Regions from separate parts of the Homo sapiens genome. Here region 2 is linked to region 1. Evidence: chromatin contacts called from ENCODE Hi-C data. All regions are on one chromosome and are shown on one strand. Each heading gives the region's core, a stretch centred on a gene start or an enhancer-like site at or near the end of the contact. The rest is flanking DNA. Distances are from core to core; before and after follow the strand shown.

Region 1 (7,884 bases), core at 3,122-5,621:
GGGGAAAGGTCTGTACAGGTAGGACCTTTGTAAGTAAAGTGAAGTGACAGCAGTAGAAAATACCTCAGATGCAAAAGAGGGAAAGAAGCTAGGAGAACTAGAAATCTGGGGCCACCCTTCCCACCATATATATACTTCTTCCTCTTGGTCCCCTCTCTACAATCTTCCTATCCCAATCTCTAACCCATGTCAAGAGGTGAATGCAGATGTAAAACTTAGGTTAAGGAAGATGCATGTGGGGGAGGTGGAGGTAGGGGTCAAGGCTTCTTAAATATTTCTACTGCTCCTCTTGCCTCACTCTGATAAGATCCCAACAGAGGAATAGTCAAGAATTCCACAGCTCTTACATAGAAAAAACTACATGAGAAAATAGGCCAGTAGTATATTCAGTAATGACATGATTCTTCTCAACAACTACCCCCTCTGCCTATGTAGCCTTAAAAAGTGGACATGATGGAGACCACATCACAGGGTGAGATCACAAGCTCACCTGTGACTTTTGTAACTCCGGTAGGAACTGCTCCGGCTTCTGGTTCGGCCTCTGCTGTACCATCCTCTGCTCCGACTTCTAGAGTAGCTTCTTGATCTACAATTAAAGCAATTGAAAAAATATATAATTATGTTGACTCATCATGATATTAAAATTAATTACTGGTAGGGCAGAAAGGGGAAAACACAACAAGAAGAAAGGCCTCTCACAAACTCCTCACAGTGGATATGACAGTGTCAGCTAATGAGGAACTCTCAAAACAACCATGGTTAAAATCAAACAGAAGAAAATAAAGAAAAACAAGAAAAGATTGGCACAAGTATGTTCATAGAAGCCTGATTTATAACACCAATAACACTGAGAAGAAAATAAACCAAATCTCCACTAATGGTAGAATGGGTTAAAAAAACATTAAGGTAGAGATATATAACGAAATATTCTGAAGAAAATGAACTACAGCTACATGTTTCAGCAAGGATATATCTCTAGAACACAATGTTGAATGAAGAAGGCAAATGTAGAACATCTATATATATAAAAGTATTTTACTTAATAAAAAGTGCAAACATAACATTGTATAAAGATAGAAACACTTGGGGTAAAGCTATAAAGAAAGACAACAAAATTATAACCAAAGTTTAGAATAATGGTTAACTTTGGGACATAGGCATGCACCTAGGGGTGGCACTGGTACATCAAAGCTCTATTTTTTTTTTTTTTTTGAGGAGTCTTGCTCTGTCGCCCAGGCTGGAGTGCAGTGGCGCGATCTTGGCTCACTGCAACCTCTGCTTCCCAGGTTCAAGCAATTCTCCTGCCTCAGCCTCCTGAGTAGCTGGGATTACAGACACGCACTACCACGCCCGGCTAATTTTTGTATTTTTAGTAGAGACAGGGTTTCACCATGTTGGTTAGGCTGGTGTTGAACTCCTGACCTTGTGATCTGCCCACCTCGGCCTCCCAAAGTACTGGGATTACAGGTGTGAGCCACCACACCCGGCCCAAAGATCTATTTTTTAAGCTAGATGGCAGGTACATGAGTATGTATTATATAGCTTTTTATACTTTTATCATTTTTTATGTCTAATACTTAATAAAACAAGCAAAAATGTAAGCAGTACAATTCTGCCCCTCTGCATTCACTTGGCTCCCCACCCTTCTCCCCTACTTTAGGCCTGTCATTCAGGAACAGAACAATACCTCTGTGTACAGGTGACATTATGTAATATCACCATAGGTTTTATTCAGTATGCACTATGTTTTGGAAGACATGACCTGCTTCCAGTATATCTGCAAGAAAATGAATACGTTATGTTCTAATAAGATTGTAGTCATTTATTCAACCAAAAATAATAAAGCCAGACCCTGTGAGGTGACTGAACGATGAGTAACACACAGTTCCTGACTTCAAGGAGTTCACAGCCTAATGGGGGTGTCAGGCCCAGGCAGGTAACCAAAACAGGGAGGCAGGGCAGCACCCAGGCTTATCCATCTCAGTCTACTACCTGTTAGCTGCATAGCCTAGAACAAGTCCCTTAGCCTTTCTACGCCTTGCTGTCTTCATTACAAACTGAAATACCACCCACTCCAAGGCAGAGGTGGGAAGGTAAATGAGAAGAGTGGCCAGCATCACGAATAGCTCAGAGCTGTCTCTGTGTAAATGGTTAAGGCAGATCATAAGCAGACAGGAAGCTGGAGTCGCTCAATAGGCAACTGCATCTATCAACAGGAACTCAGAGAGAAAAGGCCATGAGGAAGAAGAGAAGCCTAGAACACAGGGACGAAATGGCCTGAGTGGGAGAAAGGAGAGCTAGCAGAGGGCTCCAGAAGTGAGGCTGAAAATACGCCATGGTACTGGCCATCAGAAGTACCTGAAAGTCTTAGTCAGTAAACTAAGAGATGCGGGGAGGGGAAGGCACAGAAGGCAGCAAGCACACAGCCGAGGAGAAAATGGGAGACCGAGTATAGATGGCACGTGGCGGTTCCTTTTTTAGGAAGTCTGGGTAGGCAAGGGAAGAAAGACTGATGAATAACTAGAAAGGAAACAAACGTCAAAGATTCTTATGGTATTTTCAGTTCAAATGATGAATATCAAGCACAATAAAATAAGGGATATGAATAATTAAGAAACAGGTAAAACCATAAAATATTTACAAGAAAAAGAATGCAACACAACTGCTTACTAACTTCCTATTACCATCACAAATATTTTTAGTTTTTAATTCTCATCTCTGTTATCCATTCTATGCTGACAAGTTATGATGCAATTTATAACAATAACAAAAAACCTTTTCATGAAGGTGCAGAGTGACAAAGATGAGAAAAAGGTGTTTTAAATTCTTTTATTGCTTTTCAAACAACAACAAAAATCTAAAGATGATCATTTTTATCCCTATGCCCCATCTAAACTAAGATGCATGTCTTGGGCAGGTAACTTTGTCTCTCTGGCCCTCAACTTCCACATGTGTAAAATGGAAGGTTAGATTAATGATCTGCAAATTCTATATATTCTGTCAATTCAGGATTCCCTTCTAAGGCATCACTTGACTGGCAAGAAGCAGCCTCACACCTTTAAAGATGGAGAATTTACCACCTATCATGGGAACTCATTTCTAGTGACAGAGAGCTTTAAACTGATAGTAATAGTTTTGTAAACCCAGCCCAAATTTCTCCTCCTGAAATTCCCTCTCCCTAAGTTTTCAATCTACTCTCTGAATCACACAAAACAAGACTTCTTATTCCTTTCAGATATTTGGAAATAGTGATTCTGTCCCTAATTCTGATATTCTTCCAAGCTAAACAATAACAGACTCTCCTTGGGAGAAGAAAGGAAAGAGAATATTGCTCACCGATAAGATGATGTGGAACTTCTCGATCGACTTCTTGAGTGACTATAGGAGACAGACCTTGTTCTGTGTCTTGATTTGGTTTCAGATTTACTTCGAGATCTACTTGGACTCCTGGACTGGCTATCATCATCCCGACTAGGCGTCTGCTCATCACTTGAACTCTCCTGATTTCTTGGTCTACGGTTTAAGCGTGCTGTCTTTCTTACTTCATCAAAGAGAGACCCAGGCCGAACTTTATTTTTGCTTTTAATTTCTATTCTCAAGCCTTGTGGTTTCATTTCAGGCACAGTGGTCAACACCTTAACTTCCACAGCACTGGATGTGGCAGCATTAGGTGCTGCCAGGTTCCCCACACCTTGCAGGGGCTTCCATTTCTTATCAATGAGGTTGATCTGGCTCTTCTCAGCCACCTCCTTCTTCCCGGTACTTTCTCCAGCACTAGCCAAGCTAGCAGAGCTGCTGTCCTGTTTCCCCACTTCACCCAACACTTTACTTTCGGACATGCTGCTTTCCTGTTTTACTACCTCTGCTTGAGGATGTTCCGTTGCCATATCCTGCTTCAAAACAATGTTTATATCTGGGGTATCAAGCCGTGCATTTCCTAGAGGGGAAGTCTCCTCTACTTTTGCTGGGGAACTCCTATCAGGAGTGCAGATCTCCATGTTGTCATCTGTTTGAAGCACATCTTCCACTCCATTGGGAACACTTTCTTCAACGTGCTGAATGTTTTGTAAACAGGCCACATTTTCCTCAGTATTTAAAGCTGTGGGAGAAATACTGAGTTTACTATCATCTTTAGTAAACTGATCAAGATCTGATGAAACAGTCACTGTATCATGTTTACCTGAAAGGTCCTCTTCACTGGATTTCTCAGTTTTTAGAATATTATCTTTTATGGTTTCATTGTTTTCAGAAACTTTTTTCTCTTTTGATTCCTGAGTAACTTGCTTGTCATCAATCTCCTCCTCCTCCTCTTCACCAAATTCTAGTGGAGGCTGCCAGTGAAATGCTTGCTTTCGTTTTGGAGCCTTATGCTTTTTGTCTTTTTTCCCTTTCAATTTCTCTTTCACTTTTTTGGTGTGTTCTCTTTTAAGATTTTCCTTTGACCCATGTTTGTGCTTTTGTGGCTTTCCCCTATTGTTTTCCGAATTGGAACAGGACCCCTCAGAGTCAGAAGTTGATGTGCGCTGTTTGCTTGATTTCCAAGCACCATTATCATCAGGCAGTGAAGTATTTGTGGACGACTTGGTTGTGGGTTTGACTTTGATGTGAATTTCACTAACCTCTGATTCAGAATCGGATGTGGCCTCACCTTCTTCCTTGTCAGAGGATGGATGGGAGTCATTTTTACTGTTTTTAGTGACATCTCGTTCTGAATTTGACTCAGAGTCCCATTTACTACCAGCATAATTCTTCCTTTTGGGCTTACTGCCATTTCTAAGGTGATCAGAAAGATTCTCTTTCAAAGTTCTTTTTTTTGAATGAGGGCATTCCCGTTCAGACTTGGATTTTTCTTCACCTCTGTTTTTTTCTTGTTTATTATGTGTTCTTTCCATTTGGCCCTGCTTCTCTTTTTCCTGGGCTGACTGTGTGGCCTGAACACTTGACTGCTCACTGTCTGAAGAATAATCTAAAGATGATCTGCTCTCGCTATACTTTCTCACACATGAAGACCTGTCTCTACCTTTGACATATTTACTGTGAAGTGTCTTTTCAGAGCTGCTGCTATGCTTTTTATGTGAAACGCTATTTTTTTTCCCACTGGATCTAAGTCTCCTCTTAGCTCGCCTTCCATCATCACTGCTAATAGAAGTATATGAAGATGATCTACTACACTGTGAATGATCACTGTATTTATTTCGTGAATGAGATCTAGATGATGGAGACCTAGACCTTGAATGTGAACTAGCTAGACTACGTGATCTTGTATATGATCTGGAATAAGATCTACTCCTAGAAGATCTGCTCCTTGACCTTGGTGAGCTTTCTGAACTTCTATCACTGTATTTTGAATAAGTGCTCTGATCACTTTCCGAATTTTTTTCTCTTTTATGGTAGGATGATGAGCTACCAGTCTCTTTAATATTTGCTAAACTGTAAGTGCTTTGGATGGGTAGCAAATGGGTTGTTTTAGCTTTCATTTCCTGAATTCGCTCATAAGAGGGCTTCCAAGGTTTCTGTCCAGGCTTCCATCTTGAAGGGGGGGGACTGTCACTCAGTGGTATTACAGGAATATTTTCTGCTACAACTGGTTGTACTACTACATTTTCATTTTGTGCCATGGTTGCTCTTAAAGGTTCTGTTTTAACTGGTTTATTTTCACTTAACTGAGAAGCTGTTTTTCTTGGTGATTTTGATGCTCTCTTTCGGTGCCCAGACTTGGAACTAGATCTGGACTTTGATCTACTTCGAGAATGTGATGAGGACTTTGACGCAGTCCTTGATCTTGAGCTTCCTCTAGAATAAGACTGTGAGTGAGATTTTGATCTGTATGAGTCTCTGCTGGAATGGGTTAAAGAGCTCTGGACATCCTTATCAGATTTAGACCAGTCTCTCTTTGATGAGTGATGAGATGACAATGAGGAAGAACGAGAACTCCTTTCTCTATCACAAGAGGATTTCATTCTTCGAGTGGAAGATTTTGAGGATTCTATGTCAGACGGTATAAGAATCCTTCTCTTCTTTGTTTGTTTGTGTCTTCTGCAGTGTTTCTGCTTTTTCCCTTTCTTTTTATGCTTAACCTTTTTTTCTTTTCTGCGTTTTTTATGGTGGCCAGAGTGTCTTGCTGTACTAAGGTCTGAATAATATCCATTATAGGACCATGATCTGGATCTCTGAGACAAGCTTCTTTCATCCCATCGGCTTGAACAGGGGTCACTTAACCTATAGAAAGGACATAATATTCATGCGGTGATTTATAAGCATGTTTTCTACACCTTAAGACACAGCTTTGTTAACAACAAAGTTCTTGACCCCATTAACACTTTAAGCACACGCAGGAAGCGTGAATCAGAGTTATAGGCCTGGTCTTGTTATACTTTCAGAGACACACACTAAGAACTACTAACAAATTCACTTACAAAAGGATTTTTTTTTTAAGCTAAGCAAAGAACCTTACATTTGTTAGGAAAATGTTTTTGAAAAGCAAACCAACTAATCACAAGAACACTGCTGAACTCAAATCACAAGAGTTCCTGGCTGTTATCTGCTCACAACCCTCTGCCTCTAGGACAGTTTTTGAGGGTGAGTCAAACCAAGGTCTCAAACAATTTGTTGATTTTCTGAAGATGCAGGATAGCTGCTTGAAACTAGCATGAAGCTTGTTTTTTCTCCACCTCAGACAGGTAATCCAGATTTCCCCTAAGACTGTAAACTACTTAAAACAGAAATTGAGGAAAAAGTACACAAAAACAGATACAGGTTACAATCTGAGTGTTAATGTCAAGGCTCAGAACTGAAAGTCCTCAGCACCACTGTGTCTGAGCCGCTTCTACACAGCAGATGCATTCCTTTTCCTCCTTTTCACAATTCCAAACCACTCTGCAGGATGTCCCCAGAGAAAAAGAGAATACTACCATGGAAGATTACACAGGGTCCCATTAGTATATTTTTCACTAGCTATTCTGGGGCCTATCCCCTTCCTAAAATAAATATTCAACTGTGGGACATCACTGAAGGTAAGAGATGTGTACACTTCTAAAAAAGCAAGTCTCTGCGATCAACAGTCAACATGAACACCGAGTGCAGGTTTTCCTATTTACCAATGAACTCATCAGTGACCTGGCTGGCTAGGAAAGAATCTGCTATATAATTTCTAAGTCCTAATTATTTTTTTTTTTTTTTGAGACGGAGTCTCGCTCTGTCACCCAGGCTGGAGTGCAGTGGCACGATCTCAGCTCACTGCAAGCTCCACCTCCCGGGTTCACACCATTCTCCTGCCTCAGCCTCTCTAAGTAGCTGGGACTACAGGCACCCGCCACCACGCCCGGCTAATTTTTTGTATTTTTAGTAGAGATGGGGTTTCACTGTGGTCCCAATCTCCTGACCTCGTGATCCGCCTGCCTCGGCCTCCCAAAGTGCTGGGATGACAAGCGTGAGCCACCACGCCCGGCCTCTAAGTCCTAATTATTTCTAAAATTGACTAAGAGGTCATTAAAAGACACAGGCTTATAGTTTTTGTTAAGGAAAACAGGATTTTGATTTAAAAGCCCAACTAGTTAACAGTACTACTTTCATCAAGTAGTCCCAAATGTATTTCCTTTGGTCACAGTCTGACTGTGAATCTTTCACTGAATCTTTAATGAAAAGTCCAGAATTGTATCCAATCCCTTTAACATTTAAAATATAACAGACACAGGATTGTGCTTATACTCAAAGTTCTTACTTATCTCCTTTACTCCATTTTTCTCCACTAGGTGGTCTATATGCTCTTAATCTCTGCATTTCCTCTTTCCAGTGAGGAGGAGTTTCACTGCTGTCATCATCATCTGACTCAGAACAGGATCTTGATCTTGGAGGTGTGTGATAGCGCTTTAAAAACAAAAACAA
Region 2 (7,884 bases), core at 1,624-4,123, 83 kb after region 1:
ACAGCTTGTAACCTGAATAATCAATGTTTCCCTCTTTCCAATTATTTTAGAATTTTAAAAATTGCATTTGCTGTGAATTGCTCTAGAAGTGCACGTGACATCGCATATTGTTATTGTCAGAGAAAGAGGACAAGTTGAATGTTGAGGCATATAATAGAAATGCTTTAAACATTTGACAACCAATTACAAATAAAGCCTTGGTCCTCTCTGGTAGTATAAGAAACTGTTTTATTTACTTACTTATTTAATTTTTTTTTGAGACAGGTTCTTGCTCTGTCGCCCAGGCTGAAGTACCATGGTGCAATCTTGGCTTACTGCAACCTCCACCTCCAGGGCTCAAGCTATCCTCCCACCTTAGCTTCCTGAGTAGCGGGGACTACAGGCACATACCACCACACCTGGCTAATTTTTGTATTTTTTTTTTAATAGAGATGGGGTTTCACCATGTTGCCCAGGCTGGTCTTGAACTCCTGAGTTCAAGTGATCCTCTCACCTTAGCCTCCCAAAGTGCTGGGATTACAGGCATGAGCTACTGTGCCTGAACTTTTTTTTTTTTTTTTTTTGAGACAAGGTCGCTATGTTGCCTAGGCTTGAGTGCAGGGGCGCAATCATGGCTCACTGCAGCCTCAACCTCCCAGGCTCAGGTGATCCTCCCACCTCAGCCTCCCAGGTAGCTGGGACTACAGGTATGCGTCACCATGCCTGGATAAGTTTTTGTATTTTTTTTTTTTGTAGAGACAGGGTCTCACTATGTTGCCCAGGCTGGTTTTGAACTCCTGGGCTGACGTGATCTGCTGCCTGCCTCAGCCTCCCAGAGTGCTGGCATTACAGGTGTGTGCCAAAAATTGTTTTAGGATTTTTCAGCCTGATCCCTATTGACATTTTTGCATCAGATAATTCTTTATTTTGGAGGCTGTCCTGTGCATTCATTGTAGGATGTTTAGAAGCATTCCTGGCCTCTATCCACTAGATGCCAGTAGCAGCCTGTCTCTAGTTGTGACAACCAGAAATGACTCCAGACATGGCCAAATATCCACTGGGGGGCAGATTGCCCCTGGTTGAGAACCACTGCTTTAGATAGAAAGGAAATTAAGCACTTGAAAAACCTGTGCTTGCCTGGAAAAGAGCCTTTTTCTGGAAGAAACTTTACTCAAATACCCACATCCATTCTGTCCATCATTTCTTGGCTTTTTTCCCTCTAACTTCTGCTGCTTTTACAATTAATATGTTTGTAATTCTATGTTTAACATAGTGAACCTATCATTAGTGTAGGTCTAGTTAATGTCTTCGTTTATTTTTCTTTCATGTAGAAATTACTTACACTAGACACTTGTTTTTTTTCCATTGTGAAGCTCCTAATTTCCGAATGGAACCAGTGACAGCCCTGGGTATCCTCTCCCTCATTCTCAACATCATGTGTGCTGCCCTGAATCTCATTCGAGGAGTTCACCTTGCAGAACATTCTTTACAGGTAACCTTTTTTTTTTTTTTAAAACAGTTTAAATTGAAGGACATATGATAGAAGAAAGTGATAGGGATACATTTTATCTATAAAACTGAGGTTTTATAATTTTTCAAAACTAATATGAATTTTATTATAAATTTTATTCTTTGTAGTAAGTGAATGAATATGAAGGTTGCTCTTTTATGTCTATTGTCCTAAGAAGCAGGAGGGGCCTGCCAAGATATTGGTAAGAAATGGAGAATTTGCTACAAGGACATTAGACCACCCTGTGGCTCTTGGGACCCCAGGAGTCACTCCAGGGACTGGATTATTTACCCAGGACAAAAGGTTCATTCTCTGATTTTAAGGTTCAGGTTCTTTTTCTCCTGAGAAAAGGTTGTCCCATAATCTGATTTGTATAATGCAGATGCCACCTTCCTTGTGTCTTTGTCGAAGAATTATATGTCACTAGGAAGTTCCTTCACTGGTCTGCTCATTTCAAAGGAACTTACTATTTCAGTGCTTTTTAAAAACAGTTTTAAAATTTTGAAGTATTTTGAGAAGTATTTCAAGAAGGTATCGGCCGGGTGTGGTGACTCACTCCTGTAATTCCAGCACTTCTGGGAGGTTGAGGTGGGTGGATCACATGAGGTCAGGAGTTTGAGACCAGCCTGATCAACATGGTGAAAACCCATCTCTACTAAAAATACAAAATTAGCTGGGCGTGGTGGCGCATGCCTGTAATCCCAGCTACTCAGGAGGCTGAGGTGGGAGAGTCGCTTGAAACTGGGAGGCAGGGGTTGCAGTGAGCCAAAATTGCGCCACTGCACTCTAGCCTGGGCGACAAAAGCAAAACTCCGTCTCAAAAAAAGAAAACAAAAACAAAAAAGAGGAGGTATAAAACCATTATTAGCATCAACAAATAGATATTACTTTTAAAGATAGTGCCACCATACTCACACCCATGCATATAGTGGGTAAAGTCTGAAGCATGACTGTTGTTGAACCTCAGGAGACTGATGTAGACTGACCTGTTTGGAGAATGGCAGCAGGCCTGTGTTATGAGTGGTAACTGCCTGTTACCACATCCTGTCTTTGATCAATGTGTGTTGTGGTTTCTACTCTTATTGTTTATGATTGCTCTTAGCCAGATACTTACCAACTGTCTGTTTGTTTGTATACATTAGAATTAGTACCTGGCCAGCAAGATGGTTAAGACATAGTCCCTGCCTTGGGGGCTCTCATGGCCCAAAACAGTGTATGGTGGCAATCCTAAAGAGGCGGCAGTGCCTGGAGATGGGAGGAATTAGAGAAAGCTAGGTCTTAACAGATGCTTAGGTTTCTGAGAGGTGGAGGGATTGGCGGCCCATTCCAGGTTGCAGACTTAGCACAGTCACATGGGGACAGGAGGCACATGCTGTGACCAAGCTGTTGAAAACGATTGTATGCTAACCCTGATCTGGTGCATAAACAGGAACTTGTGTCTCACCCAGCCAGGGATTTTGTACTGTCAACCATACCAGACAGAAGGCAGAGTAAAGTGCTTTATGTCACAGTGTTTCCTTTCATCTAAATATCCCTTTCCTTGTGTTCCTTGTATTTGTTTTAGGTTGCCCATGAGGAAATTGGAAACATTCTGGCTTTTCTTGTTCCTTTCGTAGCCTGCATTTTCCAGGTGGGTGAAACGATATTTTGGTCAGTGGATTAAATCCATGACCTTACTTTGTTCTTCTGTTCATCTATCAGCAAGTTTCTAGATGTGATTTTTGTTCCACCAAGGTCATGGTTCACATCATGGACAATACCAAGCCCTTAGTGGAGGACCTTAGGCCCATCCTGGCCAGTCCTCTCATTTTACAGAGGAAGAACTTTGTGCTCATAAAGGGAAAGCCCCTTGTTCAAGGCCAAGGGGCTATTGACAGCAGCAGAACAGAAACCAGCAGTTTGGATTTGACTTCCCAGAAGGGAGGGATGAGATTACATAGGGATTGGATTAGGCCTGACTAGTGAGTGGCAAGATATTGCCTTGTGCTTATTATTAGGACAGTCCAAGCACAGAAATGTCCTTCTATAAAAGTAGCATCTGTGTACATGTAGTTTTTAAAATATAGGTCTAGGCAGGCATTGTGGCTCACACCTGTAATCCCAGTACTTTTCAAGGCCAAGGTGGGAGGATCACTTTAGGCCTGGAGTTTGAGACCAACCAGGGCAACATAGCAAGACCCCATCTCTGAACTTTTTTTTTCTTTTTTTTTTTTGAGACGGAGTCTTGCACTGTTGCCCAGGCTGGAGTGCAGTGGCACAATCTTGGCTCACTGCAAGCTCTGCCTCCCGGGTTCACGCCATTCTCCTGCCTCAGCCTCCTAAGTAGCTGGGACTGTAGGTGCCCACCACCACACCTGGCTAATTTTTTTTGTACTTTTAGTAGAGACGGGGTTTCACCATGTTAGCCAGGATGGTCTCGATCTCCTGACCTTGTGATCCACCCGCCTCGGCCGCCCAAAGTGCTGGGATTACAGGCATGAGCCACCACGCCCGACCTCTGCAAAAAATTTTTTAAAAAATATATACATATATAAGACTAGGTCAAAGAACTGCTGATTTTTTTGTTGTTGTTGTTGTTGTTGTTTTAAATAGTAATACCTTCTGACTCAGACCTGTTCTTTAGGAACTGAAGCAAACATTAGAACATTAACTAGAGGGTTTTGATTAGTTATTTTCATATAAGCTGTGTACTAAGGGGTGGCATAAAGAGGCGATTTTGAGTCCCTCATAGGCAGAGTTAATTCTAGTGAAAGCGTGGCTCTAATTCTCCTTCCTTGTCCTCCGTATGGACTAGGATTTTAGCACTGTCTCTGAATACATATTTTTTCTCCCTTTTTTTAAAATTAAAATTTCTGTTCTTAGGACGCTTTCCTTCTCTTCCACATACATCCTAGAATGGTTTATTCTTAAGAATTACCCAGGCCAGGTGTGGTGACTCATGCCTGTAATCCTAGCACTTTGGGAGGCCAAGATGTGTGGATCACTTGAGGCCAGGAGTTCAAGACCAGCCTAGGGAACCCCATCTCTATTATAATAAAAATACAAAAATCAGCTGATTATGGTGGTGCATACCTGTAGTCCCAGCTACTTGGGAGGCTTAGGCATGAGAATTGCTTGAACCCTGGAGGTGGAGGTTGCGGTGAGCTGAGATCACGCCACTGTGTTCCAGCCTGGGCAACAGAGAAAGACATTGCCTAAAAAAAATGAAAAAGCATTACCTGATTATGCAAAAAGAAATTTTCAACCCATGAAAATGCATTCATTTTTTAGAAAACAAGTCTCCAAGACCTTGGACATAGCCAGTGGCAGTTTCCTAGAGCTATGTTTTAGGACTGCAGGGATTGTACAGTTCCACCTCATTCCTTCAACTGTGTTCCTGGTTGGATAGCTCACTCCCTCCCTCTGTAGATTGAACCTTTGTCAGATTGATCCATGTTCAGTGATGTCCTTTTTTTAAAAAAAAAAAACAAAGCATTGAACCAAAATGCCGTTTCCACCTTTTGCAGAACAAGAATGGCCCCTTTTATGTGTGATAGTCATACACAAAATACCAGTCACTCTCCCTGCTGTGAGACCTTTCCCTGACTCAGAGATGCTTTGGAAGACATGATAAGGAGGGTGCCCAAGGGAAGAGTGGTGCTCAATGTAGTCGTGGCTCAGGAGAAACCAAAATAGTAAAAGCATGGCTTTCTCTCACCAGCTTGCTTGCCTGTCCTGGCTCCCTGAAGAAAAACTTCACTGGGGGGCCAGTCAGTCACGTTAGGGTCCCCTGTCTGCAGCCTGGCTGTCTGCAGCTTATGTGCAGCTCTTCTTTCTCTACTGCCAACAGCCTGGTCATTTCTGTCTATTTCTTTAACTTCTTTCAGATGTGCCATGCACTGATTCTTCCTGTGACATCTATTTCACTTTCCTTTAATCTTCCAAATCCTCACTTTCGTCCAATAATTAGCAGCCTAACCAGTGGGTCCACGCTTTACTGTAATGAATTCAGTTTAATCAGCTAATGTGAGAGAAATGACACTCTTCATGGAAGCTGTGGGAGGTGAATTTTGCATATGATCTAGTGGCCATTTTATCTCTGATTGGAATTCCTCTTCTGGTCTCATTTCAGTGTTATTTGTACCTGTTCTACAGTCCAGCCAGGACTATGAAGGTGGTGCTTATGCTGCTCTTTATTTGCCTGGGCAACATGTACCTGCACGGGCTGAGGAACCTCTGGCAAATCCTTTTCCACATAGGAGTGGCTTTTCTGTCTTCATATCAGATACTAACAAGGCAGCTTCAGGAGAAGCAGTCTGACTGTGGAGTATGAGGATGACACTGTGATGAATGGATTCTTTGATTTTCTTTTGAGGATCAATCTATGTTTCTCTTTCTGCTTCTCTACTTTACACTCCAGTTTCCATCCTTTTCAGCCAACTGGACTGAAAAACCAGGAATTGGGGATGTTAAACAGTTGCAGTGGAAGTCATGAGGTTGCTTGATACCCAGCCTTGGTTCTGTGCCAAGCATTACTGCAGGATCTCCAGCCAGTTCAGCACGTTTACCTAGGACAGCTGGATCTGGGGGCTCATCCAGAAAGAGCTTTATTGGAAGAGAGAAAGGAAATATTTTGGTCTTTTAAGTTGAATGATACAGTAAACCACTTGATTCAATAACACTGGTTTTAGTCATTGAGAGTTGTCTCCAAGGAACCACTTTAAAATCCAAATCAGCTTTCAGTCTAAACATAACTTGATTAGTTTTTTTTTTCAGAGGGTCAGTACAGGATGAATTAAAAACCTAAAAATATGGTTCATAAATGTAAGCTAGATAAATTTTGTTTACATTTTTTCAATATCTTAGGTTCGATATACCTTTGGAATATTTAATTATATTTTGGATATAAATTGGACTTCATTTAGGGTGAGGGCAAACTTAAGCTGAGAAAATGGTTAAGAAATCTGAGTTTATTTAATTTATATGTAACCTTTTATAGTGGTGGGACTGTTTGGGTACAGAGATGTTTTATATTTATTTGCAGGGTATATCCGAATATTTTAAAAATTAATTGAATAACCAGTACTTCTAGATGATAAGTTTGTCAGCATGAGCAGAAATGAGAATTTCAGGATTACTTACAATTGACCACAACCTGGAGTAGGTGAATGAACATGGATTCAGTGGCACTTTACAGATCCGCTTGGGAGGGGCTGCTGTCATCAGCCTTTTCAGTAGAGCTGAGTGCCTGTTGTTTTAATGATGATGACTACTGTACCCTGTGTACCTGTTCCCAGAGCGCCTCCAAAATTAATTACTCCTCTGCACCTTTCCCAGTCATCTTAATTAGCTTGAGGGCCTCATTTTTTATGAACAAGAGTTAAGTATCTGTTAACTTTTTAAAGCTTGATAGAGATATAATTAACACATACTCTGGAAAGTTACTCTCTTTCACTGTCAAAAAATTGATTGATCACAGTTTTCCAAAATATGGTTCTGGATAAGATCCCTTAGGTTTCCCGAAATTTCAGCCTGGCTTGTTTTGTACCACGCAGGAGGTCATTTTGGGAGTTTGCTCTTTGGATTGTTCTTGGTAGAAGTCTGGAATCTGAATAGTTCAACCACAGTTGCATGGAACACTTTGAGTGTTCAACTGCATTATGTGGTCTTGATAAATTTTTAAAAATCCTATTTTGATAGTTTTTAAAAGTGGAAAACCATTACAAGAGTTGAGTGGATAGGGAATGTAAGAATGTAGTTTTAGAAAAATTCAATTATATTTGGTTATCACTGGTATTGTATTGTTATTGAGCTACCTTGTTATCATTTTAAGAAAAATAAGTTTATATACTGGGAACTATGTTGGGAAAATGTTGCCATAGTAACTTTATTTTTTATAATAGAATTTTCTATTTTTGACCAAACATAAAATATTTGGATATGGGCCAGGCATGATGGCTCATGCCTGTATTCCCAGCACTTTGGAAGGCCAAAGCAGGAGACTCGGTTGAGGCCAGTAGTTTGAGACCAGCCTGGACAACATAGTAAGATTCATCTCTACAAAAAAAAAAATTAGCCGGATGTGATGGCACATGCCTGTAATCCCAGCACTTTGGGAGTCTGAGGCAGGAGGATCCCTTGAGTCCAGGAGTTTGAGGCTTCCATGAGCTATAATCACACCACTGCACCCCAGCCTGCATGACAGAGTGAAACCCTGTCTCTAAAAAGTCTGAATATGAAAATTATATTGGCAGCATACTCAGACATAAACTCCAAAGTTGTCTCTACACTGATTTCACATCTGCATAATTTTCTGCATACCCAGCAGGTGAATTTTCAGTTTTTCTGGGAGACAATTTTGAAGAGATGGTGAAATAGAATGGGAAGTTAAGGAGGGGAGGTAAAATGTTTTAAAT

What was found. Hi-C counts contacts between places; a loop is a spot of excess contacts on that map. Pooled maps may share reads with other maps.
Region 2: a map of naive thymus-derived CD4-positive, alpha-beta T cell shows a loop between it and region 1 (7-fold over the local background). The contact joins two enhancer-like sites. A Hi-C loop is called at or near these places in 2 of 168 maps with a recorded cell type or tissue (K562 and naive thymus-derived CD4-positive, alpha-beta T cell) and 9 of 50 pooled maps.

What each region holds. Positions count from the first base shown.
Region 1 is chr3:42,635,203-42,643,086 of GRCh38, reverse strand. NKTR (natural killer cell triggering receptor) reads right to left here. Exons shown (of 17, transcript NM_005385.4): 12 at 7,721-7,866; 13 at 3,337-6,219; 14 at 491-586. All of the region lies in intron 1 of ZBTB47-AS1 (ZBTB47 and NKTR antisense RNA 1), which reads left to right. Among named protein-coding and RNA genes, the nearest start is that of ZBTB47, 15 kb to the left of the region's middle. RefSeq lists enhancers at 4,475-4,554, 4,765-4,994. Within about 2 kb of position 4,371, at least 4 of the 41 ENCODE cell types and tissues checked have a DNase peak (open chromatin) inside an H3K27ac peak, as active enhancers do.
Region 2 is chr3:42,551,165-42,559,048 of GRCh38, reverse strand. It overlaps SEC22C (SEC22 homolog C, vesicle trafficking protein), which reads left to right. Exons shown (of 7, transcript NM_032970.4): 5 at 1,353-1,471; 6 at 3,054-3,119; 7 at 5,601-7,884. The coding sequence ends at 5,801. Among named protein-coding and RNA genes, the nearest start is that of VIPR1-AS1, 23 kb to the right of the region's middle. Within about 2 kb of position 2,873, at least 3 of the 41 ENCODE cell types and tissues checked have a DNase peak (open chromatin) inside an H3K27ac peak, as active enhancers do.